Linked DNA regions of Homo sapiens: region 1 is linked to region 2. Evidence: chromatin loops called from intact Hi-C (ENCODE). Cell type or tissue: CD4-positive, alpha-beta T cell. All regions are shown on one strand. Links, peaks and the distances in the headings refer to the core of each region. The heading gives the core; the rest is flanking DNA. Region 1 overlaps CCDC15 (coiled-coil domain containing 15). Region 2 overlaps LINC03136 (long intergenic non-protein coding RNA 3136).

The links. Hi-C counts contacts between places; a loop is a spot of excess contacts. Peaks named below come from ENCODE experiments on the same cell type or tissue, not always from the same donor. Only the 100,000 strongest peaks of a DNase experiment are listed, where the experiment ranks them.
Region 1: a loop joins it to region 2, with 9 times the contacts of the local background. A loop is called at or near these places in 33 of 110 quality-filtered maps.

What each region holds. Positions count from the first base shown.
Region 1 is chr11:124,964,979-124,980,568 of GRCh38, reverse strand. CCDC15 (coiled-coil domain containing 15) reads right to left here. Exons shown (of 16, transcript NM_025004.3): 5 at 5,360-5,473; 6 at 2,969-3,091. Among named protein-coding and RNA genes, the nearest start is that of CCDC15, 19 kb to the right of the region's middle. RefSeq lists a silencer at 3,350-3,550. In CD4-positive, alpha-beta T cell, for the core only: no CTCF peak of the experiment used is centred there; no DNase peak of the experiment used is centred there.
Region 2 is chr11:125,861,197-125,876,786 of GRCh38, reverse strand. LINC03136 (long intergenic non-protein coding RNA 3136) reads left to right here. Exons shown (of 2, transcript XR_007062935.1): 1 at 1-2,541; 2 at 3,102-3,431. Among named protein-coding and RNA genes, the nearest start is that of LINC03136, 14 kb to the left of the region's middle. In CD4-positive, alpha-beta T cell, for the core only: no CTCF peak of the experiment used is centred there; a DNase peak (open chromatin) is centred at 5,196.

The DNA of each region.
Region 1 (15,590 bases), core at 3,294-11,293, 900 kb after region 2:
TGAACACCTCTATGCACACAAGCTAGAAAATCTGGAAGAAATGGATAAATATCTGGAAACATACAACCTCCCAAGATTGAACCAGGAAAACACTGAATCCCTGAATAGACCAATAACACGTTCTTAAAATGAATTAGTAATAAAAAGCCTATCAACCAGAAAAAGCCTAGGACCAGACAAATTCATAGCTGAATTCTACCAGATGTTATAAAGAAGAACTGGTATCATTTCTACTGAAACTATTCCAAAAGATTGAGGAGGAGGAAGTCCTCCCTAACTTATTCTACAAGGCCAGCATCATCCTGATACCAAAACCTGGCAGAGACACAACAAAAAAACAAAACTTCAGGCCAATATTCTTGATAAACATAGATGCAAAAATCCTCAACAAAATACTAGCAAACCAAATCCAGCAGTGCATCAAAAAGCTAATCCACCATAATAAAGCTATCCCTGGGATGCAAGGTTGGTTCAACATACACAAATCATTAATTGTGATTCACCACATAAACAGAACTAAAAACAAAAACCACATGATGATCTCAAGAGATGCAGAAAAGGCTTTCAATAAAATTCAACATCCTTTCATGTTAAAAACCCTCAACAAACGAGGCATTTGTTTGAAGGAATATACTTCAAAATAAAAATAGCCATCTATAACAAAAAACCCAGAGCCAACATCATACTGAATAGGCAAAACTGGAAGCATTCCCCTTGAAAACCAGAACAAGACAAAGATGTCCTCTCTCATCATTCCTATTCAACATGGTACTAGAAGTGCTAGCCAGAGCAATCAGGCAAGAGAAAGAAAAAAAATGACATCCAAGTAGGAAGAGAGGAAGTCAAACTATCCCTATTTGCAGAAGATATGATTCTATACCTAGAAATCCCCATAGTCTCTGCCCAAAGCTCCATGATCTGATAAACAACTTCAGCAAAGTTTCAGGATACAAAATCAGTAGCATTCCTATACACCAACAATACCCAAGCTAAGAGCCAAATCAAGTATGCAATCCTATTCACAATAGCCACAAAAGAATAAAATACCTAGGAATACAGCTAACTAAGGAGGTGAAAGGCCTCTACAATAAGAATTAAAAAACAATGCTCAAAGAAATCAGAGATGACACAAACAAATGGAAAAACATTTCATGCTCATGGATAAAAAGAATCAATATAGTTAAAATGGCCATACTGCCCAAGGCAGTGTACAGATTCAATGCTATTCCTATCAAACTACCAATGACATTCTTCATAGAAACTATTTGAAAATTCATATGAAAACAAAAAAGAGCCTGAATAGCCAAGGCAATTCTAAGAAAAAGAGCAAAGCTGGAGGAATCACATTACCCTACTTCAAACTACACTACAAGGCTACAGTAACCAAAACATGGTATCAGTACAAAAACAGATACATGGACCAATGGAACAGATAGAGAGCCCAGAAATAATGCTGCACACCTACAACAATCTGATCATCAGCAAAACTGACAAAAACAAGCAATGGGGAAAGGACTCCCAATTCAGTGGTACTGGGATATATTTGGCTAGCTATATGCAGAAGATTGAAACTGGACTCATTCCTTATGCCATATATAAAAATCAACTCAAGATGAATTAAAGACTTAAATGTAAAACCTAAAAGCATAAAAAACACTAGAAGATAACATAGGAAATATCAATCTGGACATAGAAACAGGCAAAGATTTCATGATGAAGATGCCAAAAGCAACTGCAACAAAAAAAAAAATGACAAATGGGATCTAATCAAACTGAAGAGCTTCTGCACAGCAAAAGCAACCATCAACAGAGTAAACACACAACCTACAGAATGGGAAAAAATATGCATCAAAGAAAGGTCTGATATCCAGAATACAAGGAATTAAACAAATTTACAAGCAAAAAACTCCATAAAAGAGGGCAAAGGATATTAACAGACACTTCAAAAGAAGACATACACATGGCCAAGGACCACTCATTAGAGAAATGCAAATCAAAACCACAAGATACCATCTCACACCAGTCAGAAAAAGCCAAAAGATTACAGATGCTGACACGGCTGTGGACAAAAAGGAATGCTTATACACCACTAAGGGGAATGTAAATTAGTTCGGCCATTGTGGAAAGCAGTTTGGTGATTTTTCAAAGAACTTAAAACAGAATTACCATTCAACCCAGCAATCCCATTATCTGGTATATACCCAGAGGAATATAAATTGCTCTGCCTTAAAGATACATGCACACATATTTTCATCACAGCACTATTAACAATAGCAAAGACACAGAATCAACCTAAATGCCCATCAACAGCAGACTGGATAAAGAAAATGTGGTACACATACACCATGGAATACTATGCAGCCATAAAAATGAATGAGATCATGTCCTTTGCATCAACATGTATGAAACTAGAGGCCATTATCCTAAGCAAACTGCAAACTAATTCATGAACAGAACACCAAATACCACATGTTCTAACTTACAAGCGGGAGCTAAACATTCAGTACATATGAACACAAAGAAGGAAACAACAGACACCAGGGCCTACTTGAGGGTGGAGGGTGAAAGGAGGGTGAGGATGGGAAAACTACCTATTAGGTAAAGTCACGTGACGAAGTAATCTGTACACCAAACCCCTGTAACATGCAATTTACCCATATGACAAATCTACACATGTATCCTTGAACCTAAAATAAAAGTTATTTTAAAAAATTAATTAAAAAATTAAAAATAAAATGCTCTAAATTAGATTGTGGTAACAGTTGCACAACCCTGTGCAAACTGTGAGTACTAAAAACCAATGAATTGTACACTTTAAATGGGTGAATTGTATGGTATATGAATTATATCTCAATAAAGTCCGTTAAAAAAAATACTGGATATCTTAACCCTTTATCCCATCCTTAGTTAGCTGTGGATACTTCTAATAAGCCAATGTCTTTCCCCTCTACTTTTTATATTTCCCTACCTGATTTTCCATATAATTCTGGTAAGGTACAGCAGCTAAAAGACCTTGATGGACCTTAATGGGCAACTCTCCTCTTATTCCTGTATTTATCCCAGTGGATGCTGGTTTCCTGGAAAGCACTTCCTGGAAAAAAAATTACTACAAATATAAATAGGTCTAGAGGAAGCAACATATTCATGAGACTAAGTTGAGTTTCTGTGAAAGATCTAAAATTATCTTAGTAGGTTTTGGTAGTCTAATACACAGTAAAGGGAAAAAACATGAGTTCTACTTCATATGTACAAACAAAGCGCTCACATATAAAACCATATGGAATAAAACAGGAGAATATATTAACTTTATAAATGACAACTTGCACCTATTCTAGCCAGTAACAATTTCAGAAGACTCATGATTTTAGTCTTGGCAACCTGCCAGAGTACAAGCAAGTATGTGTTCCACTTGTATCTCCAAATCCGGATCAATAACAACCAGACAGATTCTAATGTCACTAAAGACTAATAATGAAATAAAACCAGGGTTCAACTCAATCATAGATTGTTCTTTCTGATTTGCAAATTCCCACTTCACACAACTAAGAAGGTAGAAAATTGTTGAGATTTGAGGGAAAGCTTGATACAAGTAATAAGAAAAATTTCACCAATTTCTTAGATCATTCCCAATTGTATTGAGTAGATTTGTTTTTCATATTTTTACCTGAAAAACATATATGCTTTCTTTGGAAGCAAGTAGGTAGCCTGAATTCATCATTATCACCATAACAATAATGAATTACACTTAAATGGCACCTCTGACGTAAAAAACTGGTTTATACAAAGATGTTATCTCAGACTTAATCCTCCCGTCTATTGGATAATTATTTCAATCAGAACTGTGAATAGTACACTTTCTGGAAAAACACCAGTTGAAAGGTCTGAGCATGTTCCAAGCAATATAAATATCCATCTCTAAGATCTGATAACTGTGTTTTTTTTTCTGATTTAGTAGAAAGTGTCTAATCACCTCATCTAACAGTACCCTGGAGTCAGTCTAATGGCCCAAACTATAGTACTACCAAACCACGATAGGTATGAAAACTGTCAAGAAACCAACATCTGAAAATAATTTAGGTACAAAAGAAACTCTGAGGAGCCACAAGGCAATGCTAGAAAAAGACAACCATATAAACGCACGTGGGATGTGTTGCCATACATGGACACATATCCACGCCCACTTGTTTTTTAAATTTAACTATAAATTTCTTAGTTGTAATTAAAGAGAAAAACATTACAGTTTAGTATTCAACCAATTGCCAACATATATGAGACAAACATTTTTAATGGTTGGGTCAAGATATGGAAAAAAATACAAAATTATATATCTATATATTTATATATTATATATATTATATGCATATTCCAGGAAAATATAAGAGTATACTAATTAGGAAGTAAAACTGGGAAAGAACTAAATGAGGCAGTTGATGATGGCAAAAAAATAACATATTTATTGGCAAAAAAACATAATTTATTAAAAAATAAATTAATGGTCTATTTTACTAGATGCTGCCTATAAAACATTAATGCCAAAATTAAGTACACACAGGAAAACACATAAATTTAGGATCCAAATTTGTGAATTCTGAGGTAGGCACCAAAACAATGTCATTTTATAAGTATAGACTTACATATCCTCCTAAGCCTAGCTCCACACTCACTTAAGTTTTGAATCAAAAGAATTTTTCTTTTTAAAAATTAATAGTTTCAATTTTTTCCTGATTAGAAAGTGACATACTTTATGACAATTTTTAAAAATAAAAAACAGAAGAAAATCACCTGTAATACTACTACCCAGAAATAATCAGTATTAGCCTCTTGTGCCATTTGTACCTAGGCTTTTGTCTATGCACATGGAACTCTTTCCATCTTTTTATTTTGCTGTATTTCTCTTCATAGCACTTATCACTTGAAATTATATTCTATATTTATTTGCTTGTTTATTATATGCTTCCCAACTAGCACAGAAGCTCCTTGAGGGATCTTTGTCTGTCTTTTCACCACTATAAGTCCTGTTTCTAGAACAATGCTGGCAATCACAGACATTCCATAAGTATTTGTTGAATACATATACATATATTTTAATTAAGATCATATCATACTTAATTTCATATCCAACTTTTTTCTTAACTTTATATCACAGACACTTTCCCTTATCTTCAGATATTCTTTGAAAATATTTTTTAGAATGGCTGCATATGGATATGTCACAATTTACTCAAGCATCCCCTACTATTGGGTATTTAAGGCTATTTCCAATTATTTTACAGTTCTAAATTATGCTGAGATATAAGTAAATCTTTATCTGTATTTTTTACCTGTATTTTTTTAAATCATGTATTAGAAATTAATTTACCTCTCTGGTAAGAAAGCTTTTCCTTCCATCATCTGGAAACACTGATCCCTTTTTTTTAATCACGGTTTTAAAGGATGCTAGCCGGTGACGTGCCTGTTTCATAGTTTCACTAAGCTGCCAGGGAAAGGGGGAAGAAAGCAAACAAAAGCAGGATAAGTTTTAATTCCAAATGCACTAAGTGTTCCAACAGGAAAACAGGTCCCTATTATTAAAAAATGCCAGATCTAAGACAACAGGATTACTTGCAAAGGAGACTTTGATGTGCTGATAGTGTGGTACAACATTATTGTCATTATTCTAGAGATTGTACTTTGTAACTTGGTTTAAGGGCGGTTACTCAAACTGTTTTTTAAGAAATAATGTATACTTTATATAAAGCATGTACACAAAAATATGAAAACCTAAAGTCTGAATTAATACACTTGGAGATCACTGACCAGACACATTCCTTACCTTCTATCCACCTTTGTCAATAAGGAGTTATTTCTTCAAGTGCTCCATATATGCTTAATTGCTTTCATCACTGCTTGCTAGGACTCTATTCCTAGTTTCCTTAAAGCCCTTTTATCCCCAATTTACATGACTCCTTTCACCACCCTCAACATTTGAAGACCATAGCTACTTAAAGTCTTTTCTTGAATCTCCCTTCCTCTTCCTCCAAGAAGCCTTCCTAAATTAACTTAGAACACAAATTCAAACATTTCAAAAGAACCAATTTGTTTCAACTACTTTAAGTAACACCTAATAAATGACTACTAATATTAAATGTTGATTTCGTGTTCATTCCTTATCTCCAGAAATTTCAGTATGCGGCTATTTTGATTTCTTTTTCAGAGAAGCACAGCCTATTTTATATCTCACAAATTTGCAAAGAATATCTCATTAGGGAAACAAATAAAACATATATCATTTTTAAGATAAGCACTGTAGGCCAGCCGTGGTGGCTCACACCTGTAATCCCAGCACTTTGGGAGGCCAAGGCAGGCGGATCACCTGAGGTCAGGAGTTCGAGACCGAGACTAGCCTGACCAATGTGGTGAAACCCCATCTCTACTAAAAATAAAAAAATTAGCCGGGCATGGTGGTGCACACCTGTAATCCCAGCTACTCAGGAGGCTGAGGCGGGAGAACTGCTTGAACCCAGGAGGCAGAGGCTGCAGTGAGACGAGATAGCGCCACTGCACTCCAGCCTGGGCAACAGAGACTCCATCTTAAAAAAATAAATAAATTAAAATTAAAATTGAAAAATAAAGATAAGCACTGTATCACGTGGAGGAAAAGTATATCCTGTACTAGTCAGTAAAATTATGGCAAAGCCAAGATCGCTACTAATCCACTCATTGGAAGTTTAATAATATCAATTATCCCTTGAAGAGAAATGATGGTTATGACTTCTCTACAGAAAATACAAAAAAAATTTGCTGTAGTGGCACACGCCTGTAGTCTGTTACTCAAGAGGCTGAGGTAGGAGAGGTGGAAGGATTGCTTGAGCCTGGAGTTCAAGGCTGCAGTGAGCCAAGATTGCGCCACCGCACCCTAACCTGGACGACAGAGCAAGACTCTGTCTTAAAAAAAAATAAAATAAATTTTATGGCTTTATTAATAATTACCTAAGGATGAAAACACTCTACTCTACCAGCCCAGATTTTTTTACAGCACATCACCTCTATTTAAGCTTGTTTTCAGAGGTCTATAACTCTGTCCAGAGAAATCAGATTGAAACATACTACTCTTTGTTTTGCCAAGCGGAAGACTTCTAGATTTGGTCAGCTGCGGAGTGGCCAAAGGGAATCAAGATAGAGCTGTTCACAATGCAAAAAGAGATATGTGTAGTTGAAATTATAAAAAAAAAAAAATAGCCCCATGACTATGCCTCCTTTTATTCATTGACACTTAAGGTAGGTGTTATTACCCTGCACCATGTGACCAAGGATTCAAAAATCCCCATTGTAACAAATTTGAAATAGGGATTCAGAATTTTCATTTCCCATCAAGTCCAAACCTCTATTAGAGTCACATTGATTATAGGCCCTTAAGCAGGATATTTCAACTGCTCCAAAAGCTAGAATATACATTATTTTTCTTCTGTTTCTCTGTAGTTACCATAACCCTTCACCAAGCCTCAATCTTGGAAAGGCTTTTTCAATGACATGCTTTGAGGACTGTCATTGGGTGAATAATGGCCACCCAAAGATACCAGGTGTTAATCCCTAGAACCTGTAAATATTACTTTATAAGAAAAAAGGGCCTTTGCAAATGTGATTAAGTTAAGGATCTTGAGATCTTAAGGACATTGAGAAGATAATCCTGGATTATCCATACGGGTCCTAAATGCCATCAAAAGTGTCCTTACGAGAGAGGTAGAGGAAGATTCAACATACAGAAAAGGAGGTGATGTGAAAATGGCATGCAGAAATTGATGTGATGCAGCCACAAGAAAAGGAATGCCAGCAGACACCAAAAGCTGGAAATGTCAAGAAACAAACTTTCCCCTAGAACCTGAGGATGGAGCACAGCCCTGAGGACACCTTCGTTTTGGTTTAGTGAAGTGGATTCTGGACTTCTGGCCTCCAGAACTGAGAGATAATAAATTTCTGTAATTTTTTAAGTTATTAACTTTGAGGTAATGTGTTACAGCAGCCACCAGAAACTAATACAAAGACTAAAGTTAATGTTAACAAGCAATTTAACAAAAACATAGAACCCAGGGGGATATTATAAATTAAATTATGCAATAATTCAAATAAACAAGTAGATAAGCACATTTCTCTGCAAGATGATGTTGGTCATTACATATATATGTAATTGTGTGAATGTCTGTGGTATATATATACATTTGTATGTATACTTACATATATGTTTAAATGTACATATGCATATGTGCATGTGTTGTATGTGTGTAAATACTCAAAACATAAAATTTGACCAAAAGTCTTTTCTATCTAGAACCTTAGGCACACTATTGATTCTTTTGTAGTTAACTGTTATTAACAGACTACGATTAAATCTCTAAGGCTTAGATTCCCTGATGAAGATGAATTACTCATAATTAGATAAATAATTAGATAAATAGAAAACCTAGCAAATGAAAAATCAATATAACTCCAGATAAAACAAAAAGCCATACATAGACGGAAACATAATCATAGTTTACTCATAGATCAGCTGTGACTAATGTTTATATAGTCATAACAACATAAATGTTTAATATAGATCTAAGCAAAATTACAATATAACTATAAAGAGAGGACGGGAGTGGAAAGAGTGCATGTGTAGTGGTGGCAGGGGAGAGAAAGAGGAATAAATCCTCATCCTTCCTAGTGGTAAATCAATAAAAAATGCCTAAATTTTTTTTAATTAAGAAGGAGTATTACTAGCATGTTGCTCAGAAATATGAATATTAACACCAAAAGACAAAACTAAAAGAATGCAAATAGTTGCTTCTGAGGAAGATGAGGAAATGTGCAAAGTACTTATCTTTTTTAATAACAATGCATGCAACTATTTACTTTACTTGTTCAAACTATGTACATATATACTTTCAATAAAACTCAGTGTAAAAAATGAGAAAAAAAATCCCAGACAATATCCCTCAAAAAGCTTCCTCTCATGAACAACATAAACATATAAATGCATTTTTGGTTCTCATATTGCATATATAAATACATATGTACATATATCAGACCTCAGGAATATCCTACAGAACATGGGCCTAAATTTTAGCTTGGAGCAGTTTGTTATTACCGACCTTCTGAAGCCTACTTCTGTCAACTCATCAAAGTCATTCTCCATCCAGCTTTGTTCTGTTGCTGGCGAGGAGCTGTGACCCTTTGGAGAAGAGATGCCCTGGTTTTTAGAATTTTCAGCTTTTCTGCTCTGGTTTCTCCACATCTTTGTGGTTTTATCTACCTTTGGTCTTTGATGATGGTGACCTACAGATGGGGTTTTGGTGTGGATGTCCTTTTTGTTGATGTCGATGCTATTCCTTTCTGTTTGTTAGTTTTCCTAACTAACAAACCATTGCCAACAAAACTTTGCTTGCACTGACCCCTAGAGACTATATCCCAGGTATACCAGACAACCAATCACAGTGCCTTCTAAGGAATACTGCCAGGCCTACAAGCCCTATTAAAGGGGCGGCCTTAGGCAACTTCCTCCCTAGCCTTAGCTGACTGGAGCAAGGGTTGTGTAGTAATATGTCAAATAAAAATAGGCCTTGATGCAATGTCTTCTGCACACCAAAAAAAATGTCTATTTTGCACACAGAAACATAACTTTAACAATTAGCAAAAGCACTTCTTTGTAACAAAACGAAAATTGTAATATATAAATTTTGAGATTTAAATCTTAAAATCTAAAGCAAACTATGATTAGATAGTAAAATTTAAAGCATCAAGCAAATATGAAGGATAAAATTTGAGAAATATAGATATCTAACTAGGACACTGTTCATATTTTCTTCAGTTCTTTTTAACTTGTTTGTGTAATTTTTTAGCCAATCAAGAATAAGATAGAATTTACATGTAACTGTATAAACAAAACAATTAGTAATACTATGTAGGTCATGGGAAAAGAGTATAGATGAGATCTAATATTTATAGAATTTTACCTACTTTATTATCATGGAGGACTAATACCAATGTAAAGTGTATTGTTAAGGCCATAAAAATCTAATCAAAGTTGAATTCTATTCAAGTATAATGTAGTTTATTTGCAAATGATATCATACTGATTTTTAAATGTGTTAGACTTTTCAGTGGCCAGAAAATACCATACATTAAAAGTTGAACTCACATGAGCCACTTTTTATAGCCCATGAATCCCAGTGCAATGCAGCGAGTTGCATTATCTTTCTTTTGTCACAATTGCTATCAATCTATAAGATGGCCAGTAATGTAGACCTAATGCAAAAAGGCAAGCTGGGCCAATAAATATTCCTTACCTCAGATAATAAACTAGGAAATATCCAGAGAAAAGTTAGAGAGAGGACTTGAACATAAAAGGTCCTAAACTGGAAAAAAGAGGCTAACGGGTCCTCAAGTATACCAAAGTTATGAAGCTGTGATGAGGAGATGACAATACCAGTTAATGGTAGAGAAATGAGAAAATAAGAGGGAAGCATACATGTAGAAACAAGGTGACCAACTATACTAGTTTACCTAGAACTGTCTCAGTTTTAGCACTGAAAAGTCCCATGTCCTGGAAACCCCTCGATCTTAGACCAATAGGGAAGGTTGGTCACCCTATGAGAAGAACTGAATCAATCAAGCTACTGATTAAATATTAGTGTGAAGATCAAATATCTCATGCTCTTGGGGTCACTGGAGCTCACATCCAGAAAAACTCACATCCAGAAAAACTCTCCAGTTGCATTCCTCAAAGGAGTTTGGATTTGTGTGAGATTCTGATTCTTCCCTTATTAACCCATGTGTATTCTTCAAATAAACTTTCCCCTTGTTTGGGTTAGCCTGAGTTCTTGCAGGCAAAAGTGTCTGACTGAAATACTAGTTTTTTCAATGGTAGATTACAAGAATTTAGCAGGCTATTTCACATTACTTAAAGCTTTACTACAAAAAGTAATTATTTCCATGGTTTTAAAAAGCTGGAAAACTAGCACTGTAAAGAGAGAATAAAAATAGAAATAAGATAGTAAAAGATTCAGTGAGAAACAAAAAGCTGGAATAAACCATGCTAGAAAACAGTAGCAAACTGAATAGGGACAGATCAATAAAAAGTTATTATATGGTAAGACTAAAACAATGATCAGTTGTTCTTCAATTCCTCACCAAAATGCCGCTTTCAAGGGACATCACAGAAACTGAATCCCTAAAGATAAATATCAGTCCTAATGAAAACAAAATACTGGTTCTATATATTATAAGACACTTGAAATTTCTTCCAGTCTACAATTCTAGCTCCTACCTTTAGGCAACTAATCTTAACTGACCTTTGAACAAGTAGGTAATACCAAGTATTATCAAGCAGAGGGTGAGGTAAGGGGTGCGGATTAAGAGCACTAGTGGCCAAATCATATTTAAAATACAGTATTGTGTTGTTTTTGAGGTCCTATTTCAGAAGAATATTGAAAAACAAAATAGTATTCAGAAGAAATCAATAAGGCATTAGGAATATAGAAACCCAAAAAAGAAAAATGATAACTATAATCAAATACTTGAAGTGCTCTCAGATGCTATCTTATTTTTTATTACCTGAGAGGGCAAAATTAAGACCAATGGATAAAAGTTATAGGGAGGAAGATTTTTGACTCAACATGTTGAAAAAATAGTTGCAATAATTTCAAGTCTTCTAAAAATAAAATGATCAGTCTGAAAAAGTAATGAGTTGTCCAATAGTGGAGGTGTTGTGGCAGGAATTAGATGGCCACATATGGAGATAATATAAAAAGAATTGGGGGGTCCATTCCAAGATGGCTGAATAGGAACAGCTCCGGTCTGCAGCTCCCAGCGTGATCGACGCAGAAGACAGGTAGATTTCTGCATTTCCAACTGAGCTACCTGTCATCTCCTTGGGACTGGCTGGACAGTGGGTGCAGCCTACGGAGGGTGAACCGAAGCAGGGTGGGGCATCGCCTCACCCAGGAAGTGCAAGCAGTCGGGGGATTTCCCTTTCCTAGCCAAGGGAAGCCATGACAGATGGTACCTGGAAAATCGGGACACTCCCGCCCTAATACTGCGCTTTTCCAACAGTCTTAGCAAATGGCACACCAAGAGATTATACCCCGCACCTGGCTTGGCAGGTCCCACACCCACAGAGCCTTGCTCACTGCTAGCGCAGCAGTCCGAGATTAAACTGCGAGGCAGCAGCCTGGCTGGAGGAGGGGCGTCCGCCATTCCTGAGGCTTCAGTAGGTAAACAAAGTGTCTAGGAAGCTCGAACTGGGTGGAGCCCACTGCAGCTCAACGAGGCCTGTCTGCCTCTGTAGACTCCACCTCCAGGGTCAGGGCATAGCTGAACAAAAGGCAGCAGAAACTTCTGCAGACTTAAACGTCCCTGTCTGACAGCTCTGAAGAGAGCAGTGGTTCTCCCAGCATGAAGTTTGAGCTCTGAGAACGGACATACTGCCTCCTCAAGTGGGTTCCTGACCCTCCTGTAGCCTAACTGGGAGACACCTCCCAGTAGGGACCGACTGACACCTCACACAGCCAGGTGCCCTCTGAGACGAAGCTTCCAGAGGAAGGATCAGGCAGCAATATTTGCTGTTCTGCAATATTTGCTGTTCTGCAGCCTCCACTGGTGATACCCAGGCAAACAGGATCTGGAGTGGACCTCCAGCAAACTCCAACAGACCTGCAGCTGAGGGACCTGACTGTTAGAAGGAAAACTAACAAACAGAAAGGAATAGCATCAACATCAACAAAAAGGACATCCACACCAAAACTCCATCTGTAGGTCACCATCATCAAAGACCAAAGGTAAATAAAACCACAAAGATGGGGAGAAACCAGAGCAGAAAAGCTGAAAATTCTAAAAACCAGAGCACTTCTTCTCCTCCAAAGGATCACAGCTCCTCGCCAGCAACGGAACAAAGCTGGATGGAGAATGACTTTGACTAGTTGGCAGAAGTAGGCTTCAGAAGGTCAATAATGACAAACTTCTCCGAGCTAAAGGAGGATGTTTGAACCCATCGCAAGGAAGCTAAAACCCTTGAAAAAAGATTAGACGAATGGCTAACTAGAATAAACAGTGTAGAGAAGATCTTAAATGACCTGATGGAGCTGAAAACCATGCACGAGAACTACGTGACGAATGCACAAGCTTCAGTAGCCAATTTGATCAAGTGGAAGAAAGGGTATCAGTGACTGAAGATCAAATTAATGAAATGAAGTGAGAAGTTTAGAGAAAAAAGAATAAAAAGAAATGAACAAAGCCTCCAAGAAATATGGGACTATGTGAAAAGACCAAATCTATGTTTGATTGGTGTACCTGAAAGTGACAGCGAGAATGGAACCAAGTTGGAAAACAGTCGTCAAGATATTATCCAGGAGAACTTCCCCAACCTAGCAAGGCAGGTCAACCTTTAAATTCAGGAAATACAGAAAACACCACAAAGATACTCCTCGAGAAGAGCAACCCCAAAACACATAATTGTCAGATTCACCAAGGTTGAAATGAAGGAAAAAATGTTAAGGTCAGCCAGAGAAGGTCGGGTTACCCACAAAGGGAAGCCCATCAGACTAACAGCGGATCTCTCGGCAGAAACTCTACAAGCCAGAAGAGAGTGGGGGCCAATATTCAACATTCTTATAGAAAAGAATTTTCAACCCGGAATTTCATATCCAGCCAAACTAAGCTTCAAAAGTGAAGAAATAAAATCCTTTACAGAGAAGCAAATGCTGAGAGATTTTCTCCCCACCAGGCCTGCCTTACAAGAGCTCCTGAAGGAAGCACTAAACATGGAAAGGAACAACCAGTACCAGCCACTGCAAAAACATGCCAAATTGTAAAGACCATCGATGCTAGGAAGAAACTGCATCAACTAATGGGAAAAATAACCAGCTAACATTATAATGACAGGACCAAATTCACACATAACAATATTAACCTTAAATGTAAATGGGCTAAATGCCCCAATTAAAAGACACAGACTGGCAAATTGAATAAAGAGTCAAGACCATCAGTGTGCTATATTCAGGAGACCCATCACACGTGCAGAGGCACATATAGCCTCAAAATAAAGGGATGGAGGAAGATCTACCAAGCAAATGGAAAACAAACAAAAAAAAAAAGCAGGGGTTGCAATCCTAGTCTCTGATAAAACAGACTTTAAACCAATAAAGATCAAGAGACAAGGCCATTACATAACGGTAAAAGGATCAATTCAACAAGAAGAGCTAACTATCCTAAATGTATATACACCCAATACAGGAGCACCCAGATTCATAAAGCAATTCCTTAGAGACCTACAAAGAGACTTAGACTCCCACACAATAATAATGGGAGACTTTAACACCCCACTGTCAATATTAGACAGATCAACGAGAGAGAAGGTTAACAAGGATATACAGGACTTGAACTCAGCTCTGCAACAAGTGGACCTAATAGACACCTACAGAACTCTCCACCCCAAATCAACAGAATATACATTCTTCTCAGCACCACATCGCACTTATTCCAAAATTGACCATATAGTTGGAAGTAAAGCACTCCTCAGCAAATGTAAAAGAACAGAAATCACAACAGACTGTCTCTCAGATGACAGTGCAATCAAATTAGAACTCAGGATTAAGAAACTCACTCAAAACCACACAACTACATGGAAACTGGACAACCTGCTCCTGAATGACTACTGGGTAAATAACAAAATGAAGGCAGAAATAAAGATATTCTTTGAAACCAATGAGAACAGAGACACAACATACCAGAATCTCTCGGACACATTTAAAGCAGTGTGTAGAGGGAAATTTATAGCACTAAATGCCCACAAGAAAAAGCAGGAAAGATCTAAAATCGTCACCCTAACATCACAATTAAAAGAACTAGAGAAGCAAGAGAAAACAAATTCAAAAGCTAGCAGAAGGCAAGAAATAACTAAGATCAGAGTAGAACTGAAGGAGATAGAGACACAAAAACCCTTCAAAGAATCAATGAATCCAGGAGCTGGTTTTTTGAAAAGATCAACAAAATTGATAGACCGCTAGCAAGATTAATAAAGAAGAAAAGAGAGAAGAATCAAATAGACACAATAAAAAATGATAAAGGGGATATCACCACCAATCCCACAGAAATGCAAACTACCATCAGAGAATACTACAAACACCTCTACGTAAATAAACTAGAAAATCTAGAAGAAATGGATAAATTCCTCCACACATACACCCTCCCAAGACTAAACCAGGAAGAAGTTGAATCCTTGCACAGACCAATAACAGGCTCTGAAATTGAGGCAATAATTAATAGCCTACCAACCAAAAAAAGTCCAAGACCAGATGGATTCACAGCCAAATTCTACCAAAGGTACAAAGAGGAGCTGGTACCATTCCTTCTGAAACTATTCCAATCAATAGAAAAAGAGGGAATCCTCCCTAACTCATTTTATGAGGCCAGCATCATCCTGATACCAAAGCCTGGCAGAGACACAACAAAAAAAGAGAATTTTAGACCAATATCCCTGATGAACATCGATGCAAAAATCTTCAATAAAATACTGGCAAACTGAATCCAGCAGCACATCAAAAAGCTTATCCACCAAGATCAAGTTGGCTTCATCCCTG
Region 2 (15,590 bases), core at 4,375-12,374:
TCCCTCCCCTTGCCCCCCACCCCCTGACAGGCCCCCATGTGTGATGTTCCCCTTCCTGTGTCCATGTGTTCTCACTGTTCAACTCTCACTTATGAGTGAGAACATGCAGCGTTTGGTTTTCTGTTCTTGGGTTAGTTTGCTGAGGCTGATGGTTTCCAGCTTCATCCATGTCCCTGCAAAGGACATGAACTCGTGAATGAGGTTTTCTTTACATCATATTTCTTTGTATCTGATTTACTTCTTAAATTTTTAGAAATAAGAGATCCTCTGTCACTTTATCCAATTACCTCCACTGGTAACATCTTGCAAAACTACAGTGCAATATCACACAAGGATATTAACACTGATAAGGTCAAGATAAAGAACAAAGTTCCCTCATGTTGCCATTTTATATCCACACCCAATGTCTTTCCACCCTAACTTCCTATTTAAATGGAATCATACAGTATAGAACTTTTTGGGATTTTTTTTTTTTCACTCAAAAAATTATCTGGAGATTCATCCAGGTTGTTGTTCTTTTCCATTGTTGAGCAGTATTCCATGGCTTGGATGTATCACAGTTTGTTTAAACATTTACCCGCTGGGGGACATCTGGATTATTTCCATTTTTTTTTTTTTTTTGCAATTTTGAACAGTGTTACTATAAACATTCACATACAGATTTTTGTGTGAGTATGTTTTCATTTCTCTGGGATAAATGCTCAAGAGTACAGTTGCCTGGCTACATGGTAGTTGCATGTTTAGTTTTAAAAGAAACTGCCAAACTAATTTATTTTCATGTACATTTTACATTCCCATCAGTGGTGTATGAATGATGCAGTTTTTGTGCATCCTCACCAGCATTTGGTGTTGTCAGTTTTTAATTTCAGCCACCCTCTAGGTATGTAGTAACATTCCATTGTGGTTTTAATCTACATTAAATTCAATGTAGCTAATAATGTTGAAAATCTTTTCATGCATTTTTTATTTGAATATTCTCTTTAGTGAACTGTTTTCATGTCTTTTGCTAATTTTCCAGTTGTATTATTTATTTTTTTAATGTTGAATTTTCAGAGTTCTTTATATATTCTAGATACTAGTCTTTTGCCAAATAGGTGGTATGAAAATATGTTCTCCTGGTCTATAGGTTGTATTTTTATGCCCTTAATAGAGCCTTTCACCAAGCAAAGCTTTTAAAATTTATTAAGTCCAATTAATTAATTTTTCCTTTTATGGATCATACATTTAGTGGCAAGTCTAAGAACTCTTTACTTAGTTCCAAATCCCCCAAATTTTCTCCTTTTTTTCTAAAAGTTTTATATAGTTTTACATTTTGTATATTTAAGTCTGTGATCCATCCTGAGTTAATTTTTGTATAAGGTGGATATGGTTTGGATATGGTTTGTTTGTCTCCACCAAAACTCATGTTGAAATTTGATCCCCTATGTGGTGATGTTGGGCTGTGGGACCTAGTGGGAAGTGTTTGGGTTTTGGGGGTGGATCCCTCATGAAATGGCTTTGCATTCTCACTCTGGCAACACAGGAATGGATTAGTTCCCATAAGAGTGGGTTGTTATAAAGCCCAGATGCTCTTCAGGTTTTCTCTCTTTGTACCTGTTCTCTTCTCTTTTGACCTTGTCTGCCATGTTATGACACCCTCACCAGAAGCCAGGGTGGCCATGTCCTTGAACTTCCAAGCCTGCAGAACCATGAGCTAAATAAACCTCTTTTCTTTCTAAATTACCCAATCTCAGGTGTTTAGAGAATGGTTTACCCTTAGAGAATGGTTCTGGTGAACTTCTGGATTTAAAATCTCCTTACTAATTAAGTACTGTTTTAACTGGGGGCAGAATGTGTGCCTTAAAAGAACGTAGGGACCTAATGGCTGTTTTCCTGCTGATGGGACAGTATCAGAACTAAAATTTGGCTTTGGAGGACATTTTACTCCTAATTGTTGAAGGCAGTGTTTTCGCATTCACAGAAGGGGCATAAAGCCTGGTCTCTAGTATAGGGGTGCAAAAAGGGAGGAGAATTGGGAGGCTAGAGTGTTACAGCAATGGACCAACGCTGTGCCTCATGGAGAGGATTCCTATTCCACTAGGTGGCGACGTTGACCTAGAAATACCGTGCGCTTCCCAGAGGAAGGGTAGAGGGAGAAATGCTTATTGAGAAGGGCTCTTTGCTCCTAGAAAATGACAGAAAACAGCATTCCCTTGTGCTATATTCTCAGTTACTATGGCATTCGCTAATCTTTCCTAACAGGACTATTTTCCTGAACTGTAAAAATTCTCAAACACTGCATACACAGAGAGGATAGGAGACATGGCCTTTGCGGATAGGAAATGAGGAAATTTTGCGATAGGACAGCTGTAGATCCTGTTGCGGACACCCAGCCGGGCAGTTGGAGGTGGGGTCAGTCCAGAAGCCTTCAGATAACACCAGGGTGTAGTCCTGGCGAGAAATCTTCAGTTGCTTCAGGACCTTTTCTAGCCCCACGCGACGGCTAGGTCCTCCGTGAGAGAAAACTGGTTCGAGAAGCATGGCCAACATTCCCAATGATCCGTGAGTATTGAGAAGTTCTCCATGTTCTCCCAAGCAAGCCTAACATCTGAGACTTCCCGCATGGCGGCCGCCCTATTAGCATTTAGGTGGCTATAGGATGCCCATTGTTTGAACTTAAGATGGAGGCCGAGAGCCTCCAAATGAAAGGACAGAGTTGAAAGTTAAGTTCTGCGCCTGTACTCACCCCTCTGATGAATATACCTTCTGTTCTGATTCTGATCCTGGGCGAGTCCCCACAATGAAGTGGTGTTGTCTGTCTGGGGAAATAACTGAGGTTCGTTGTCTCGCGCTAAGGAGAACAAAGATGTGGGCACACAGGGAATGGGTTTAAGAGCAGAAAGTTTAATAGGTGAAAGAAACAAGAGGAAAGCTCCCCTGTGCAGAGGGAGGGGGTTCCGAAGGGATCTCCCGGGTTGCGGTGGGAAGCGGCTGGTTTTATAGAGGGCTTGAGGAGGCAGTATCTGATTTACATAGGGCCTAGGGATTTAGTTGGACCAAGTGTGCCATTTACATAGTCCACAAAGAGGCTGGCCATCCCACCCTAATCTTTCTTTTATTAGGCAGATGTGGTTTCCACCTGGCCGGTGCCATGACACCCACACACATGGCGACAAGGAGAAGGGAGAAGAAAACCTATTTGTTGTATATACCTGGCTTTTGGCACAGCTGCCGGGATTCACCTGTGCAAGTTTCCAGCTTGCTTATCTATGCTTGCAGCTTGATTTTTCAGGCTACTTTCTGTTAGAAAAGAAATGATTTGGGGGCTGCTTTCTATTAAAAGAAAAACCTTACCAAGGACTCCTGTACCCTCACTATCTGCCTAAATAATTTCTTAACGCCTATATTATTCCCTTTAAATAAATTTTTTTGTGGTGTTTGTCTTATTGTTATTAGGTTATGAGAATTCATTATACATTCAAGAAATATATAATTCATTATATAAAAATAGTTTTATAAATTAAATATAAATATATAAATATATAATTTATTACATAGTCAGGAAATATATTCAGTCCTTTTTGGGAAATATTTTCTCTCAGTCTATAGTTTGTCCTTTCTTATACTTAACAGTATGTTTTTTAGAGCAGAAGGTTTTACTTTAAAAAATTATTAATATTATTTTGACTGATATCTTTGACTAGAACATTACTGGTGTATAGAAATGGCACTGATATCTGTACATTAATTTTGTATCTTTAAACTTTAACTGAATTCATTTATCAAATCTAAGCGATTTTTGGTGGAGTCTTTAGGGTTTTCCAAATATAAGATTATATCGTCAGTGAACAGGGATAATTTGACTTCCTCTTTTTTAATTTGGATGTCTTTTATATTTTTCTCTTGTCTGATTGCTTTGGTGAGGACTTCCAGTACCATGTTGAATAAGAGTGGTGAAAGTAGGCAACTTTGTCTTGTTCCAGTTCTTGGAGGGAATGCTTTCAACTTTTTCCCATTTGGTATGATGTTGGCTATGAGTTTATTATATGTGACTCTTATTATTTTGATTTATGTTCCTTTGATGCCTAGTTTGGTGAGGGTTTTTATGATAAAGGGATGCTTAATTTTATCAAATGCTTTTTTAGCATCTATTAGATGATCATATGATTTTTGTTCTTAATTCTGTTTATGTGATGTATCTTATTTGTTGATTTGCAAATGTTGAAGCATTCATGCATTTCTGGTATAAAAGTCACTTGATTGTGGTGTATTATCTTTTCAATGTGTTGTTGAATTTGGTTTGCTGATGTTAAATACAGTGAATTCTAAATTTCTCTTCAAAGGATCAGTATGTCAGTATGTTCAGTTCTTTGTTCTCCATTTTAAAGTTTAACTTCCTCATTCTCCTCATCTCCTTGCCTCTAGTTTCAGTAAACAACCTTTTACACCAGTTCTAATCAGTAGTTCACATCTGTTCCCCTGCTCACCTGCTCTGCCCTGAGTCACTCCTGGTCACCTGCTCTGTCCTGAGTCACCTCTGGTCACCTGCTTTGACCTGAGTCACCTTTAGTCACCTGTTCTGTAACCATCCTTCCCACCAAAACTGCTCACCCCACCACTCTGGTTCATAACCCTGCTCTCTTTAAAATAGCCAGGCAGAATTAGCTTAGACTGTGTGGTTCAACCCTTGCCAACAGGGGAATGACACAGCAGTAGGGGCTACCTGCATCAGGGATAAGACCCCCTTCTCCTTCTTTGTTCAGGTGTGCTCTTGCCATTGCTCCATCTGTGAGATGCACCCTTCTACAGAAGTAAATTGCCTTGCTGAGAAAATTTATGCTCGAGTGCTGTTTCTTTTGCAGCACTGAAATACAAATACAAATTTGAGGGCTCATCCAGGATTCCCATTCTCTTCTGGGGAGGGTCTAGATCTCTCCCGTGAGGAGGCATGCCCGCTGCCTTGTTACAGTGGCCTCAGGGGTAAGGAATCAAGACCCACCTAGTGTGATGAATAAACCCAGACTCTCAGCAATGCAGAAAGAAACCAGCTGGCGACTTGGGGGAAAGGATCCTCAGATACAACTGCGACCAGGTAACTCTGTGCACAGACCAAGGTAAGAAATGTCGCAGGGACAACAAAATACTTCCTTGGTGGTGGGGATATTCTGGGGGTTGAAAGTGTGCGTGAATGCAAGGAGCCTCCAGCAGGTGGGGCTAAAGGAAAGGCGAGACATCTCTAATATGAGCGATTGAGTCTAATAGCCCCAGCAAGCCTCCAGAGAAGGCTAGGTGAGACATCTCTAATACGAGAGATTGAGCCTAACCAGGACCCAATGTGGGAAATACCCCAAGCAAGACAAGGAGCAAGAAGGATAAAGATGGTAATAAGGATATTCCCCTTGATAGCCCCCTAGATCTCATGTTAAAATACTGGAAGGATAATGAAGGGACTAAACACAAGAAGAAACAACAAATGATAAAATATTATTATTATTATTATTTTTTTTTTTTTTTTTTGAGACGGAGTCTCGCTCTGTCGCCCAGGCTGGAGTGCAGTGGCGGGATCTCGGCTCACTGCAAGCTCCGCCTCCCGGGTTCACGCCATTCTCCTGCCTCAGCCTCCCAAGTAGCTGGGACTACAGGCGCCCGCCACTACGCCCGGCTAATTTTTTTGTATTTTTAGTAGAGACGGGGTTTCACCGTTTTAGCCGGGATGGTCTCGATCTCCTGACCTCGTGATCCGCCCGCCTCGGCCTCCCAAAGTGCTGGGATTACAGGCGTGAGCCACCGTGCCCGGCCATAAAATATTATTGTTTTATTTGGACTCAGGGCCCTATCCTCAAACCCTCAATCTTCTGGCCAAAGTTTGGGTGGAATGAGAATGTAATGTGCTAGCTTCTAATTCAATATGTTAATGATAAAAGTCCAGTTTCTCAAGAAGAACAGGTCTTTGTTGGAGGCAGGGACCTGTCCTTTTTTCCTTAAAAACAACTAGGGAAGAGCCCAATCTTGCACCTCAAAATGAAAAGTCAGAGGAGCCAGTTCCCATGCCTAAAGACTCCAGCTCATGGGACCCCCTAGACCATCTATGCCTGCTCAGTGTCCCCAATCTTTCCCCTCAGACAGCTGCTGCCGCCTCAGATTCCATTCCAAATCCTTCTTCTGTTCACGTTATCCCTCCTTCTTATAACCCTGACTCTTGGGAATTACCGTCCCAAGAGCCTATTCTCTCCCAACCTAAATACCCCTCTCTAAAAGGACTCCAGTGTGAAGTAGAACATTGTAAAAAAGATAATCAGAATTTCCCATTTCCCTCCACACCTAAGGAGTCAGCCTTGACTCTCTTTCCCTTAAAAGAGGTACCAAAAGGAGGGGGAGCCATTGGCTTTATAAATGCTCCCTTAACCAGTTCAGAAGTCCAGAATTTAAAAAAGGAGCTTAAGCCACCATTAGATGACCCTTATGGAGTGTCAGATCAAATTGATCAATTCTTAAGACCTCAGTTATATACTTGGGTCAAGTTAATGTCCATCTTGGGCATCCTCTTTTCAGGGGAAGAAAGGAGTAGGATTCATAGGGCTGCTATGGTAGTTTGGGAACATGAGCATCCTCCTGGTCAAAACGTTCCTACCGTGGAACAGAAATTCCCTGCCCGAGACACCTGGTGGGACAATAACAATGCAGATCACCGGGAAAACACGCAGGACCTAACAGAGATGATAATAAAAGGAATTCGGGAATCAGTACCCTGAACCCAAAATCTTTCTAAAGCATTTGATATACAATAGGAAAAGGATAAAGGGCCTATGAGATTCCTAGACAGACTGAAGGAGCAAATGAGACAATATGCAGGCTTCAATTTGAATGATCCCCTTGGGCAAGGAATGTTAAAACTCCAATTTGTCATTAAAAGTTGGTCAGACATTTCAAAAAAATTACAAAAGATAGAAAATTGGGTAGACCGGCCCCTAAGGGAACTTCTCAGGGAAGTTCAAAAGATATATGTGAGGAGAGACGAAGAAAAGCAGAAACAAAAGACAAAACTTATGTTATCCACCTTCCAACAGATGGCTCCAAACCCATGTACTTTTAAACAGAACTTCCAGGGAGCCAGAAACTATAAAAGGTCCAAACCCTCCTTTAAAGGACCCAGCCTCCATCTGGAGGACTAAGACCAAGGGGTTTATCAGGCCCCCTAAAGGGTGTGGGGGAGCAAGGTCAAAGAATCCCAGAACTGAGAGGGAGGAAGTGTAAGATAGGTGCTACCAATGCAGAAGAACAGGTCACTTCAAGAGAGAATGTCCCGAACTAAGAAAGGAGAAAGAAGCCCTTCCACTCGTGACTTTTGAGGAAGAATAGGGGAGTCAGGGGCTCTGTCTCTTTTATCTTGAGTCCCACCAGGAGCCCTTGATAAATTTGGAGGTGGGACCTAAACATGAGCTTGTCACCTTTTTAGTTGATTCAGGGGCTGCTCACTCCTCTGTTTGTCCATCTCCTCGATGGACAGTCTTGCCCCAAGACAGACTCCCCTAATCTTTTTGGCCAAATTTTAGAACAAGTGTTAGAAAAAGTGGTCATCCCAAAGCAAATATGCTTGCTCTAGTACATGGATGATATTCTTATATCTGGCGAAGATCTAAAGAAGGTAACTGACTTCTCTACACATATTCTTAACCATCTGCAGTTCAAGGGGCTATGAGTCTCAAAAGGAAAGCTTCAGTATGTAGAGCCTGACGTTAAATATTTAGGCCACTTAATAAGTGCAAGCAAGTGAAGAATAGGGCCTGAATGAATTGAGTGAATCGTGCCCCTACCCTTGCCTCAAACTAAACAAAAACACAGGAAATTTTTAGGGTTAATTGGATACTGCTGCTTACGCATTGACACATATGCACTATACAGTAAACTGTTATATCAAAAACTTGCCCAGGAGAAGCCTGACCATCTCCTGTGGACTCCTGAGGAAGTTGATCAGGTCGAAGAGCTGAAAAAAGACTCATAACCACCCCTGTTTTAGCCTTACCTTCCCTAGAGAAGCCATTCCACCTTTTGTCAATGTGAACAATGGAGTAGCATTAGGAGTGATTACTCGAGAACACAGAGGCTGTCGGCAGCCCATGGCCTTTCTGCCAAAAGTCTTAGATCTGGTTACTTGTGGATGGCCTCAATGCATCCAGTCCATTGCTGCTACAGCAGTATTAGTTGAAGAAAGTAGAAAGTTAACCTTTGGAGGAAAATTGACAGTACGCCTCACCAAGTTAGAACTGCTTTAAACCAGAAGGCAGGGAGATGGCTTACTGACTCAAGAATCTTAATGTATAAGGCCATTCTGTTAGAAAAAGATGATTTAACATTAACCACTGATAATTCACTTAACCTAGCAGGTTTCCTAACAGGGGATCCAAATCTAAAGAGTTTAGATTTAATTGATTACCATACAAAAGTCTGACCAGACCTAGGAGAAACTCCCTTCAGGACAGGATGACACTTGTTTATAGATGGTTCCTCCTGGGTGATTGAGGGAAAAAGACACAGTGGGCATTCAGTAATTGATGGAGAAATTCTTGTAGAAATAGAGTCAGGAAAATTGCCTAATAAGTGGTCTGCTCAAACATATGAGCTGTTTGCACTCAGCCAAGCCTTAAAGTACTTACAGAACCAGGAATGAACCATCTATACCGATTCTAAGTATGCCTTTGGAGTGGCTCATACATTTGGAAAAATTTGGACTGAATGAGGTCTCATTAATAGTGAAGGTCAAGACCTTGTTCACAAGGAGCTAATCACCCAAGTATTGAATAACTTTCAGTTGCTGGAAGACATAGCTATTGTCCATGTTCCCGGACACCAGAAAGGCCTTTCGTTTGAAAGTCAAAGAAATAACCTAGCAGATCACATGCCAAACAGGCTGCTGTCTCCTCTAAAGCGCCTATTTTCCACTTAACTCCCTACCTTCCTCCTCCTACCGTAATCCCCATTTTCTCTTCCACTGAAAAATAAAAACTAATAAATAGGCACTAAAGAGAATTCAGACACAAAATGGATATTGCCAGACCAGAGAGAAATGATGAAGGAAATCTTATCCCAACTACATCAAGGGACCCACTGGGGACCCCAGGCCTTGTGTGATGCAGTTCTCAGAGGTTATGGGTGTATAGGAATTTGTACCCTGGCCAAACAAGTTACAGATAGTTGCTTGGTATGTAAGAAAACTAATAAACGAACTTTGGCAATTGAGACAGGATATAAAGATGCTAATGCCTGGTTAGAATGGATCAAGCATTCTGTCCACACTTTAAACAGAAGGAATTGTTATGCTTGTGCCCACGGCAGGCCAGAGGCCCAGATTGTCCCATTTCCACTAGGATGGTCCTCCAGTCGACCAGACATGGGCTGTATGGTAGCTCTTTTCCAGGATTCCACAGCCTGGGATAACAAGCCATGTCAAGCTCTCTCTCTGCTATATCCTAAAGTTCGACACCCTATGGGTCAGCCCCTGAGGGCCATCCAGCCTCCATCTCCCGAAACTAAGTTCACTTCATGTCTGTCACGACAAGGAGGAAACTTAGCGTTCCTTGGAGACTTCAGCCTCCCAAGTAGCTGGGATTACAGGCACCTGCCACCACGCCTGGCTAATTTTTGTATTTTTAGTAGAGATGGGGTTTCACCTATTGGCCAGGCTGTTCTCGAACTCCTGACCTTCTGATCTGCCCGCCTTGGCCTCCCAAAGTGCTGGGATTACAGGTGTGAGCCACCATGCCCAGCCTACAATACACTTCTAATCCCTGAATATGGGATAGATTTCCTTTTTTTGTTTTCTTTAATTTCTTTCATCAGTGTTTTATAGTTTCCAGTATATAGATTTTTTACTGCCTTGGTTAAACTTACACCTACATGGCCGGGCGTGGTGGCTCACGCCTGTATTCCCAGCACTTTGGGAGGCCGAGGCGGACGGATCACGAGGTCAGGAGATCGAGACCATCCCGGCTAAAACGGTGAAACCCTGTCTCTACTAAAAATACAAAAAATTAGCCGGGCGTAGTGGCGGGCGCCTGTAGTCCCAGCTACTTGGGAGGCTGAGGCAGGAGAATGGCGTGAACCCGGGAGGCGGAGCTTGCAGTGAGCCGAGATCCCGCCACTGCACTCCAGCCTGGGCGACAGAGCGAGACTCCGTCTTAAAAAAAAAAAAAAAAAAAAAAAAAACTTACACCTACATATTTAATTTTTTTGTTGCTATTTTAAATAGGATTATTTTCCATTAATTTCTCTTTTAGATAGTTCATTTTTAGTACATAGGAATGCTACTGATTTTTGTATGTTGATTTTGTATCTTGCAACTTTGTTGAATTCATGTATTAGTTCTTTTGTAGAATCTGTACAGTTTCTACAAACTGTAGAATTTTTTGTAGAATCTGTACAGTTTCCCGTATATAAAATTATGTCATCAGCAAATAGAGACAATTTCACTTCTTCCTTTTTTTTTTTTAAAGAAATTAGGATGCCTTTTACTTCTTTCTCTTGCCTAATTTCTTTTGCTAGAAATTCCAGTACCATGTTGAAAAGAAATGGTGAGAGTAGGCATCCTTGTTTTGACCCAATCATGGAGGAAAAGCTTAAAACTTTTCACCATTGAGAATGATGGTAGCTCCAGATTTGTCACATATGGCTTTATTGTGTTGTGGTCCATTCCCTCTACGTCTAATGTGTTGAGAGTTTTTGTGATGAAATGGTGTTAAATCTTGTCGAATGGTTTTTCTGCATTTATTGAGATGATCATAGGATTTTTATCTTTCATTCTGTTGATGTGGTGTATTACATTAATTGGTTTGTGTATGTTGACTCATCCTTGCTTCTCTGGGATAAATCCTACTTAATCATGGTGAATAATTCTTTTTTTAAATTATACTTTAAGTTCTAGGGTACATGTGCACAACGTGCAGGTTTGTTACATATGTATACATGTGCCATATTGGTGTGCTGCAGCCATTAACTCGTCATTTACATTAGGTATATCCCCTAATGCTCTCCCTCCCCCCTCCCTCTACCCCACGACAGGCCTGGGTGTGTGATGTTCCCCATCCGGTGTCCAAGTGTTCTTATTGCTAAATTCCCACCTATGAGTGAGAACATATGGCGTTTGATTTCCTGTCCTTGCGATAGTTTGCTCAGAATGATGGTTTCCAGCTTCATCCATATCCCTACAAAGGACATGAACTCATCCTTTTTTATGGCTGCATAGTATTCCATGGTGTATATGTGCCACATTTTCTTAATCCAGTCCGTCACTGATGGACATTTGGGTTGGTTCCAAGTCTTTGCTATTGTGAATAGTGCTGCAATAAACACATGTGTGCATGTGTCTTTATAGCAGCATGATTTATAATCCTTTGGGTATATACCCAGTAATGGCTGGGTCAAATGGTATTTCTAGGTCTAGATCCTTGAGGAATCACCACACTGTCTTCCACAATGGTTGAACTAGTTTACAGTCTCACCAACAGTGTAAAAGTGTTCCTATTTCTGCACATCCTCTCCAGCACCTGTTGTTTCCTGACTTTTTAATGATCGCCATTCTAACTGGTGTGAGATGGTATCTCATTGTGGTTTTGATTTGCATTTCTCTGATAGCCAGTGATGATGAGCATTTTTTATGTGTCTGTTGGCTTCATAAATGTCTTCTTTTGAGAAGTGTCTGTTCATGTCCTTCACCCACTTGTTGATGGGGTTGTTTGATTTTTTCTTGTAAATTTGTGTAAGTTCTTTGTAGACTCTAGATATTAGTCCTTTGTCAGATGAGTAGATTGCAAAATTTTTCTCCTATTCTGTAGGTTGCCTGTTCACTCTGGTGGTAATTTCTTTTGCTGTGCAGAAGCTCTTTAGTTTAGTTAGATCCCATTTGTCAATTTTGGCTTTTGTTGCCATTGCTTTTGGTGTTTTAGTCATGAAGTCCTTGCCTATGCCTATGTCCTGAATGGTATTGCCTAGGTTTTCTTCTAGGGTTTTTGTATAAGGTGTAAGGAAGGGATCCAATTTCAGCTTTCTACATATGGCTAGCTAGTTTTCCCGGCACCATTTATTAAATAGGGAATCCTTTCCCCATTTCTTTTTTTTTTTTTTTTTTAATTTATTTTTTTATTGATAATTCTTGGGTGTTTCTCACAGAGGGGGATTTGGCAGGGTCATGGGACAATAGTGGAGGGAAGGTCAGCAGATAAACAAGTGAACAAAGGTCTCTGGTTTTCCTAGGCAGAGGACCCTGCGGCCTTCCGCAGTGTTTGCGTCCCTGATTACTTGAGATTAGGGATTGGTGATGACTCTCAACCTCAACGAGCATGCTGCCTTCAAGCATCTGTTTAACAAAGCACATCTTGCACCGCCCTCAATCCATTTAACCCTGAGTGGACACAGCACATGTTTCAGAGAGCACAGGGTTGGGGGTAAGGTCACAGATCAACAGGATCCCAAGGCAGAGGAATTTTTCTTAGTGCAGAACAAAATGAAAAGTCTCCCATGTCTACTTCTTTCTACACAGACACGGCAACCATCCGATTTCTCAATCTTTTCCCCACCTTTCCCGCCTTTCTATTCCACAAAGCCGCCATTGTCATCCTGGCCCATTCTCAATGAGCTGTTGGGCACACCTCCCAGACGGGGTGGTGGCCGGGCAGAGGGGCTCCTCACTTCCCAGTAGGGGCGGCCGGGCAGAGGCGCCCCTCACCTCCCGGACGGGGCGGCTGGCCGGGCAGGGGGGCTGACCCCCCCCCACCTCCCTCCCGGAAGGGGCGGCTGGCCGGGCAGAGGGGCTCCTCACTTCCCAGTAGGGGCGGCCGGGCAGAGGCGCCCCTCACTTCCCGGACGGGGCGGCTGGCCGGGCGGGGGGGCTGACCCCCCCCACCTCCCTCCCGGACGGGGCGGCTGGCCGGGCGGGGGGCTGACCCCCCCACCTCCCTCCCGGACGGGGCGGCTGGCCGGGCAGAGGGGCTCCTCACTTCCCAGTAGGGGCGGCCGGGCAGAGGCGCCCCTCACCTCCCGGACAGGGCGGCTGGCCGGGCAGGGGGGCTGACCCCCCCCACCTCCCTCCCGGACGGGGCGGCTGGCCGGGCGGGGGGCCGACCCCCCCACCTCCCTCCCGGACGGGGCGGCTGGCCGGGCGGGGGGCCGACACCCCCACCTCCCTCCCGGACGGGGCGGCTGGCCGGGCGGGGGGCCGACACCCCCACCTCCCTCCCGGACGGGGCGGCTGGCCGGGCGGGGGGCCGACCCCCCCACCTCCCTCCCGGACGGGGCGGCTGGCCGGGCGGGGGGCCGACCCCCCCACCTCCCTCCCGGACGGGGCGGCTGGCCGGGCGGGGGGCTGACCCCCCCACCTCCCTCCCGGACGGGGCGGCTGGCGGGCGGGCGGAGGGCTGACCCCCCCACCTCCCTCCCGGACAGGGCGGCTGGCCGGGCTGAGGGGCTCCTCACTTCCCAGTAGGGGCGGCCGGGCAGAGGCGCCCCTCACCTCCCGGACGGGGCGGCTGGCCGGGCGGGGGCTGACCCCCCCACCTCCCTCCCGGACGGCATGGCTGGCCGGGCGGGGGGGCTGACCCCCCACCTCCCTCCCGGACGGCACGGCTGGCCGGGCGGGGGGGCTGACCCCCCACCTCCCTCCCGGATGGGGCGGCTGGCCGGGCGGGGGGCTGACCCCTCCCCACCTCCCTCCCGGACGGGGTGGCTGCCGGGCGGAGACGCTCCTCACTTCCCAGATGGGGTGGCTGCCGGGCGGAGAGGCTCCTCACTTCTCAGACGGGGCAGCTGCCGGGCGGAGGGTCTCCTCATTTCTCAGACGGAGTGGTTGCCAGGCAGAGGGTCTCCTCAATTCTCAGACGGGGCGGCCGGGCGAGACGCTCCTCACCTCCCAGACGGGGTCGCGGCCGGGCAGAGGCGCTCCTCACATCCCAGATGGGGCGGCGGGGCAGAGGCGCTCCCCACATCTCAGACGATGGGCGGGCGGACAGAGACGCTCCTCACTTCCTAGATGTGATGGCGGCTGGGAAGAGGCGCTCCTCACTTCCTAGATGGGATGGCGGCCGGGCGGAGACGCTCCTCACTTTCCAGACTGGGCAGCCAGGCAGAGGGGCTCCTCACATCCCAGACAATGGGCGGCCAGGCAGAGACTCTCCTCACTTCCCAGACGGGGTGGCGGCCGGGCAGAGGCTGCAATCTCAGCACTTTGGGAGGCCAAGGCAGGCGGCTGGGAGGTGTAGGTTGTAGTGAGCCGAGATCACGCCACTGCACTCCAGCCTGGGCACCATTGAGCACTGAGTGAACGAGACTCCGTCTGCAATCCCGGCACCTCGGGAGGCCGAGGTTGGCGGATCACTCGCGGTTAGGGGCTGGAGACCGGCCCGGCCAACACAGCGAAACCCCGTCTCCACCAAAACCAGTCAGGCGTGGCGGCGCGTGCCTGCAATCGCAGGCATTCGGCAGACTGAGGCAGGAGAATCAGGCAGGGAGGCTGCAGTGAGCCGAGATGGCAGCAGCACAGTCCAGCTTCGGCTCCGCATGAGAGGGAGACCGTGGGGAGAGGGAGAGGGAGAGGGAGAGGGAGCCCCCATTTCTTGTTTTTGTCAGGTTTGTCAAAGATCAGATGGTTGTAGATGTGTGGTATTATTTCTGAGGGCTCTGTTCTATTCCATTGGTCTATATCTCTGCTTTGGTACAAGTACCATGCTGTTTTGGTTACTGTAGCCTTGTAGTATAGTTTGAAGTCAGGTAGCGTGATGCCTCCAGCTTTGTTCTTTTGGCTTAGGATTGTCTTGGCAATGCAGGCTCTTTTTTGGTTCCATATGAACTTTAAAGTAGTTTTTTCCAATTCTGTGAAGAAAGTCATTGGTAGCTTGATAAGGATGGCATTGAATCTATAAATTACCTTGGGCAGTATGGCCATTTTCATGGTATTGATTCTTCCTACCCATGAGCATGGAATGTTCTTCCATTTGTTTGTGTCCTCTTTTATTTTGTCGAGGAGTGGTTTGTAGTTCTCCTTGAAGAGGTCCTTCACATCCCTTGTCAGTTGGATTCCTAGGTATTTTATTCTATTTGAAGCAATTGTGAATGGGAGTTCACTCATGATTTGGCTCTCTGTTTGTCTGTTATTGGTGTATAGGAATGCTTGTGATTTTTGCACATTGATTTTGTATCTGAGACTTTGCTGAAGTTGCTTATCAGCTTATGGAGATTTTGGGCTGAGATGATGGGGTTTTCTAAATATACAATCATGTCATCTGCAAACAGGGACAATTTGACTTCCTCTTTTCCTAATTGAATACCTTTTATTTCTTTCTCCTGCCTGATTGCCCTGGCCAGAACTTCCAACACTATGTTGAATAGGAGTGGTAAGAGAGGGCATCCATGTCTTGTGCCAGTTTTCAAAGGGTATGCTTCCAGTTTTTACCCGTTCAGTATGATATTGGCTGTGGGTTTGTCATAAATAGCTCTTATTATTTTGAGATATGCCCCATCAATACCTAGTTTATTGAGAGTTTTTAGCATGAAAGGCTGATGAATTTTGTTGAAGGCCTTTTCTGCCTCTATTGAGATAATCATGTGGTTTTTGTCTTTGGTGCTGT